2 separate regions of the Homo sapiens genome follow, and region 1 is linked to region 2. The links are chromatin contacts, found by POLR2A ChIA-PET in ENCODE. All regions are on one chromosome and are shown on one strand. The core of a region is the stretch at or near the end of the contact, and the rest is flanking DNA. Distances in the headings are between cores, read along the strand shown.

Region 1 (3,798 bases), core at 577-3,076, about 30 Mb before region 2:
TTGCCCCATCTCCCATAGCTCCTGGCTCAACCTCCTGAGTAGCTGGGACCACAGACATGTACCATCTTGCCTGGCTAATTTTCTATTTTTTGAAGAGTTAGGGGGCAGTTCTCACTTTGTTGCCCAGGCTGGTCTTGAACTCCTGGGCTTAAGAAATCCTACTGCCTCGGCCTCCCAAAGTGCTGGGGTTACAGGAATGAGCCACCACGCCTGACCCCTATTTCTTCATGGCATTTGTCAGTGGCTGACACCCTACGTATTTATCTAATTTTTGTTTGTTCTCCCAACACGACTGGAATGTGAGCTTTATAAGGGCAATGACTCAGCAATGAAGAATGAATAGGAAAAAATATAGCGAGTTCTTTATTCATTCATTCAAATTACTATTTATTGAGAACTTACTGTAGACTAGACACAGAAAACACTTTCGACATTAAACATATAGAACTTGTTAAATAGTTATGTTTTGTTCAGTGGTTGTACAAATCTAAAATTAACAATTAAAAGTGTGTGTGTGTTTTTTAAGGGGTGGGTGGGTAGGAAGTCTCACAGATGGCGAGTCCAGAGCAGAAGCCTTGAAGGAAAATCAAGGTGTCAAAGGCAGAGCACACTGCCCCTTAGCTATTGCTCAGTGCACCAGGGTGGAGAGCTGCTGCCAGCCTATTAGATCCTCTCTCCAGGGAATTCAGAATGTGGATTGATCCAAGCTAGTCATTCCCTACTGATCTTTCAAACAGAGGTGAGGCACGCCCGTATGGAGAGCAGTTTCTTTAGCTTGCACAAACCCTGTGTTCGTCACCAGTGTCCAGGACAGGCTGCAGGTGTGGCTGGGGACTGTGATCTTCTTGTAGGGCCTCCTTAGGGATTGTGCAACCACAAAGGCAGAAGCAGCTCTTGCAGAGTGTGATGACGTTCACAACCTATATTTGACTTGTACTATATTCTCATCACTACAGGAGAAGAGGCCCAATGGGAAATGTGTGCTGTTCTAAATATAGCACCTGCCTCCTATACCTGCTAGATTTAGGTTGAATCTTTCACTGCCTGTGAAGGACTTTAGCAGGCCTCAGTGACCGGAAAGATCTACCCACGCTTTCAAGCACAGGAAGGACGGTATTGGAAGGCCTTGGGGTCCAGCCCAGGGCTTAAAGTCAGTTCCATTGGAATGCCATTTTCAGAGAGTTTTCATCCCAGACTCTCCAAGGGTGGCAGGCTCTTGTATCAGCCCTGGGACATGTGTCCTCTAGCAGTCAGGTAGTTAGGCAGGCACCTGTCTATCAATTTGTTGTTTTTCTTCTCAGTTTTCCGGTAAGACTACCCCGAGCTCTTCAATGTTTTCTTTGCTTTTGTTTACATTGAGTGTATGACGCGGGATGGGCTTCGTAGGCTGGTTGTGGGTTATTACAGCTTCCCAGGAAGGGGAGAAACCCAATTCTTGCCAGCACGTGGTGGGCGCAGGCGCTCATAAATACTTAGGAATAAATGAATGTATAAGTGAGTGCATGAATGGGTGAGTGGACACGAAGCTTTCAAGGTGGGTGCAGGGAGGTGGGGGTGTGAAGAGCCATCGAGGCTACCCTGCGGCCCTGGCCCCCAGGCTATCCCGCGACGCGCGTCCACGCCGACCAGCGGAAGGTGCCCAGCCAGTGGGGGCGGGGCGAGCTAGCCGCGAGGACGCGCCCGCGGGGGGGCGGGGCTAAGAGGACGCGCCGGGAGCAGCGGAGCGACGAGGACAGGCCGCGGGGAGGGGCGGGGCCACGGGGGGTGCGCCGGGCGGAAGGGGCGGGAAGAGGGCGGGCCCGGCGCGCGGTAGCGCGGGCCCCTCAGTGCACAATGGCTAGAGCAGGCGGCGGAGCCCCAACCCCACCCAGTGCGGAGCGCGCCGCGAGCCCCGCCGCAAGCTGAGCGCCTCCGCCCGCCAGGCGCGCCGGCGCCGGGCCATGTACTCGGGGAACCGCAGCGGCGGCCACGGCTACTGGGACGGCGGCGGGGCCGCGGGCGCTGAGGGGCCGGCGCCGGCGGGGACACTGAGCCCCGCGCCCCTCTTCAGCCCCGGCACCTACGAGCGCCTGGCGCTGCTGCTGGGCTCCATTGGGCTGCTGGGCGTCGGCAACAACCTGCTGGTGCTCGTCCTCTACTACAAGTTCCAGCGGCTCCGCACTCCCACTCACCTCCTCCTGGTCAACATCAGCCTCAGCGACCTGCTGGTGTCCCTCTTCGGGGTCACCTTTACCTTCGTGTCCTGCCTGAGGAACGGCTGGGTGTGGGACACCGTGGGCTGCGTGTGGGACGGGTTTAGCGGCAGCCTCTTCGGTGAGTTGGACTGGGAGAAGGCAGCCTCCCCTCTGCAAACTTCCACTCCCCACCCCGCTGCCCGCTCCGTGCGTCCGCCCCCCAGCCCGCCCCGCACCGCTTCCCGCTCGGCCCCGCGCCCCCCGCCCTACACCGCCCCGCTCCCCGCTCGCCTCCTCAACGCTGCCCGACCCCAGCCGCATGGCGGGTGCCTTCCTCTTCCTCCGTCCCCTCCCGCCCCACGCTGTCCAGGACTCCATTCCTGTGGTCTCTCATCTGCCCCCCACGTTGACCCCAAACCCCGGCCCGCCTCCTTTCTTATTTGTTTTTACCTCCTAAGATCACTCAACAAGGCACGAAACCACGGCTTTTTACACTTTGAGGAAAGAGACGAGGGCCTGTAGAGTCAAGAGATTCAAGAAAAAAAGTGATTAACTCGTGAAAGTTGGAGGGAGTGATGAGATTAGATTCATGTACTACTATTTGTTTCCTAAAATGAGAGTAGAAAACCAAAATAACAATGTGTAAAAAAAAATTCTCATTAGTACTTGTAAACCTTTGAATGCTTTCTAGGGAATGAGACAGTTTCATTCAGGTCCTCAGAATGCAAATTGGCATGTGCCCTGTAAGCTGTTTTTACTATTTTCCGTCTTATAGATGGGTTCCAGCACACCAGAATCTTGGGTGAGATTACAAATGGCTCAGCCAATACCATCTCAGGTGAACAAATACTGTAATTAGCTCTGCAATCGGTAGATTTCATTAAAGTAGAACTTCATTGTTGAAGATGTATTTCGACAGTACTCTTATTATGGAAGATTTAAGTTTCACTGAGACATGATGTTTTGAAGGATGATCAACAACTCAGCAAATCATTGAAGGAAGCGTAGAAAGGAAATTATTTTTTTGTGTGCCTCAGGAATTTCATTTGTAGGGAGATTTGAAATAGAAATGTGTATTTCTCAAGGCTTAAAGTTCCTTTTTTAAATCCTGAAATCCATTGATACTTTATTGCTTTAATCTTGGTAGGTTTGGGAGAACAAAAATCTTTGTAGAATTATCAAAAATATTTTCTTATTCAGTAACCTCTATGCTATGACAAACCCAAATATTATATTTGTAATGATTCATTTTTTGGCGTTTTGAAGGAAATAAGAAAATAGATTTTATTTGATTGCTTCAGAGGTTATAATATTTTCCTCCCCGCCCCTCATAAGCTTTAATCTGATAATTTCATTTGAACAAACATTTGAAATTTAGGGAGGGGACTGCAAGTGTATGTAGGCTGTGGTATGGACGACTATGGGATTACACTCCTTATATTAATTGTAAAATACCTATCAGGCAGTTTCTTCGGCAATGCTAAGAAGGTTATTCAAGCCCAAGCCTAAAGTATCATCAGTAGTGTTCTCCAGGGTAGTCAACAGGTGTTTGTTCACAGACATCAAAGTTCTTTTTTCCTTGAAGTGCCTTTTCTGTGCTGGAAAATTCTGTTTTCGTGCCCGG
Region 2 (3,547 bases), core at 580-3,079:
GTCAGGAGTCCTGAAGCTCATCTGGCAGCTGCTGCGACAAAATCTTTCTGATGGCTCAAGACATTGGCCTCTATGATCTCATTTACATTCATTGTGTGTGCATTAGAAGGGGAGATATTAATACAAAAGCATGGCTATAGAAAAGGGATGAATTGTTTTTATTCAAACACAGAATGGTCAGTAGCAGACCCAAGGTTGTACTACTTGGAGATAAAAGTCTTTAACTCTGGGCCCTAATGCTGTCCCTGCTCCCCACCTGCCTGCCAGACTTCCACCTCCTCCTCATCTGATCCAGCAATCCAGCACACACAGGCTTGGCTGGGATGTGTGCAGAGAGGAGAGCCAGGCTCAGCCAGCTCCTAGCTTGGTGCCCCTGTAGAATGGTGCTTTAGAAATACGTGCTGCACAGATGAGCATGTGACTTAGTCCATGCCCTCCTCTCCTCATTGCCTCCAGCAACTTTCCTAAAGGGAAGGTAAAGTCTTGTCATCCCCCTGCTCCCTTCCCTACAGTGTGGAAATGCCTGGGAATTTCTGCCCTTGGACCTCCAAGCCACGCCCCTTGGGAAAGTGCCAGGATAGTGGTGGGGTGCTCAGAGGTGGGGACTCCCAGTTACCTGCTTTGGGTGACTCTGGCCTTAGCTGGCCCTGAGGTGGAGGCCGCCTGGGAACTGTGGGTCAGAGGAAGTCAGCTTCAGCTCCCTCAAATGTGGGGATCTTCCATCCCCAAGTGACCCACTCAATCTTTGGGGCTGTCGTGCTGTGAACTGGTCAAGAGAAGTATATGATCCAACTCCTGACTCAAGAATCTTGCCTGCTTGATGGATGAAGAGGGAAGGCGGATGGAACCAGCTGAGTGGAACCAGCCACAGAGCAAGCACGAAGTGACAAATCACCCAGGGACGAAATCATGCAGGCAGGCAGGTGGGCAACCTGAGTCCATTTCATCAGCCATTGTTTAATTTATTCTTGGTTGTACTTTCTGCTTTATTTCCAACACAATCAAAACCAGATGTGTGCAAAAGTCACGCTATCACCCAGCACAGGATTACCTAAGATCTATTATAATGCAGCTTCATGCCCATTACAGTATTCCCATGCCCCTCACAGGGCAGTGTGCATCTGTTTTAGTGCTACCTAATGTCTGTTAGGTGCAAGCTGGCCCACACATGGCTTCTAGGCAGAACAGTCTACAAGTGACAGCGTGACCAGAGAGCAGAGACAGGAAGGAGGCCCAGACATGAGTGTGGGATGCTGCAGAACAGCAACAGGATGCTTCTGCTATCCCCAAATGTTATCTCAAATACCTCAACGTCAATGCTTTCTGTTCCATGTTCCTCTTCTCCCTGGACAGCCCCTCCTTCTGAAAGTCAGAACTGTCTGCTCTTGAGCTTGCCTTGAGGGAAGGAAATAATTTAGATAAGCAGAGAGGAAGACAGGCAAGGGATGTGGTGGGGCAAAGGCGGAGATGTATCTTCACAGGTCCCTGTCCTCAGCACCCAGAATCACCCCTTCCCTGTAGGAGGGAGCTGATAGAAAGAGGGGATCTCCATCCAGGAGCCACCCACCAGGCAGCTGGAAACATTTGCCAACAGCAGGTACACCTAGGGCTCAGCAGAGGGTTGGGTGAGAATGGTCTTGCCCAGTTTGTGCCACACTGAGCACCGGCTGGAGGAGGAAGCGGACAGAATGCCATCTGGACACAAGTGCTCCCTCACTGCCTGGGCCTGGGTCGCCTCAGGCTTTTGTGTCAGATCAGCCACTCCCTCTACAGATAATGCTGCTCCAGGCAAAGAGGCTTAGGTGGGTCTCCAGGGCAACCGCAGCTCAGGAGCTGGCCCGCCTCCATGGTTCATCAGGGAAGCTGTGGCTCCAGCCTCGCGGGATACATACACGCATACACACACACACACACACACACACACACACACACACACACACACCTACACACCCCACAAACAATAGTCCAGGCTGGATCTCTCCTCCTGTCTCTTCTCTTGGTAAAACTTCTCAGAGAACCAAAGAGAGGCAAAATTTGAGGCCAGCCGGCAGCAGCAGAGAAGCTGAGGGAGACTTGAGGATGTAGACTGCCCTGCCCTGCTGTGGCTGCTCAACTTTCTTTTTTTTTCCTGAAAATATCCAGACACTCTCTTCTCCCAGACTGGGAAGCAGAACGCAGGCCCCCTGCTGTGACGCTGCACCTGAGCAGAGGCTGACCTCAGAGGTAAGATGGAGGTCTCCCCAGGAGACAGTGTCTTCCCCACCCGCACCCTGGCACAGCTGCACCTTTGGAAGTTAGGGCTGAGGCTTGAAGCTGGGTGGGGTGGCCTCAAGGGGTGTGGCAGGCTGGGGAGCCTAGAAAGCCGCCCACCTCCGGGACCCAGATGGCCACAGGAAGGCCCCTTTAGTCCTCATCAGTTCCACAGGAGTTGGAACCGATGAGGGTCCTGCAGCTTCCTCGGGGCTATAGCCTGCTCCTTGTTTTGTAAACCTGTGGGAAGCCATTGTTTTTGCCTGTTCTGGAACTGCAAGCCTCTCGGGGAGGACCCAGCTCCAGCAGGTTCCTTTCTGCCTTTATAGAGTGGACACAGGCAGGGGGAAGGAAAGCGAAACCCAAATCAGAGACTCTTGCATGGGTTTGCGAACTGTGATTCGAGCATCTACTAAGTCCAAGGCACAGAGTCAGGCTCTGGGGATGCAGCAGCACCCAGGGCACGAGGGTGATGGATGTGCCTCAGTCCCCTCGAACATGGAGCAGTCTGTGCATCCCTGATAACATGCCCAGGAGAGTGGGCCCAGGCAGATGGGTGCAGGGTGGGGCGCCAGGGAGATCGGGCCTAGAAGGAAAGTCCAGCTGCGACCAAGGGATGAGGGTCAGTCCCCTCCCACTGTGGTCAGTCAGACCTGTGTACACGCCCTCTCCTGGCTGCACCTCTGCCTCAGAATGGGAAGGACTGGCTGCCATTCACTCATTCATTCAGGAACCGCTTATCAAGTGCTACCATGTGCAGCAGATTCAACCCACATTCCTCTCGCCCTTGCAGAATTCATAGCTAGGTGGGGAAGAGATAAATACAACCCAAAGCGTGAGAAACGTGTTTGCTAGATGCCATGGTGATGGGCCCTTGTGTCAGGCCCTGGTGGCTGGGATCAGTGCTCCATGGGTGGGGGGAAGTGAGGGGCCGGCTGCAGGGAGGAGTTGTCTCTTGAGGGGTTCCCGACAAATGAGCAGATGTCTGTCAGGTGGGCAGAGGATCCACAGGTCAGGCCCGCTCATATCTGGCTTGGTGGATTATAGGTTGTTTTTCTGTGATGCCAAAGAGAAATAAGGTCAATTTGCAATCTGTAAAGTTGGACTTGGGCCTTATCAAACACAGAGCTGGGAGGCAGATTAGCCAGAGAAGCACCTACTCTCTGCCCCCACTGAGAAGTCTCTGCCCAGACTGAGCGTCTGGCGTCAGCAGAGCCAGCCTGCCCCTGCAGTGAAGCTGCCAGTGCTCTGGGACAGCCTGACTCAGGTGCTGCTCTATGCCTGGGTCCGGCGGGTC

The links. ChIA-PET counts read pairs that join two places held with the same protein, here RNA polymerase II (POLR2A).
Region 1: POLR2A ChIA-PET joins it to region 2 with 10 read pairs in activated T-cell. The contact joins the promoter of OPN3 here to the promoter of RD3 in region 2. POLR2A ChIA-PET finds 5 or more read pairs at or near these places in 2 of 52 experiments (Panc1 and activated T-cell).

The regions. Positions count from the first base shown.
Region 1 is chr1:241,638,397-241,642,194 of GRCh38, reverse strand. OPN3 (opsin 3) reads left to right here and starts at 1,826. Exons shown (of 4, transcript NM_014322.3): 1 at 1,826-2,313. The coding sequence starts at 1,941. CHML (CHM like Rab escort protein) reads left to right here and starts at 1,826. Exons shown (of 2, transcript NM_001381853.1): 1 at 1,826-2,313. RefSeq lists silencers at 1,497-2,076, 2,407-2,456 and enhancers at 1,559-2,128, 2,129-2,699.
Region 2 is chr1:211,490,444-211,493,990 of GRCh38, reverse strand. It overlaps RD3 (RD3 regulator of GUCY2D), which reads left to right and starts at 1,829. Exons shown (of 3, transcript NM_001164688.2): 1 at 1,829-2,223.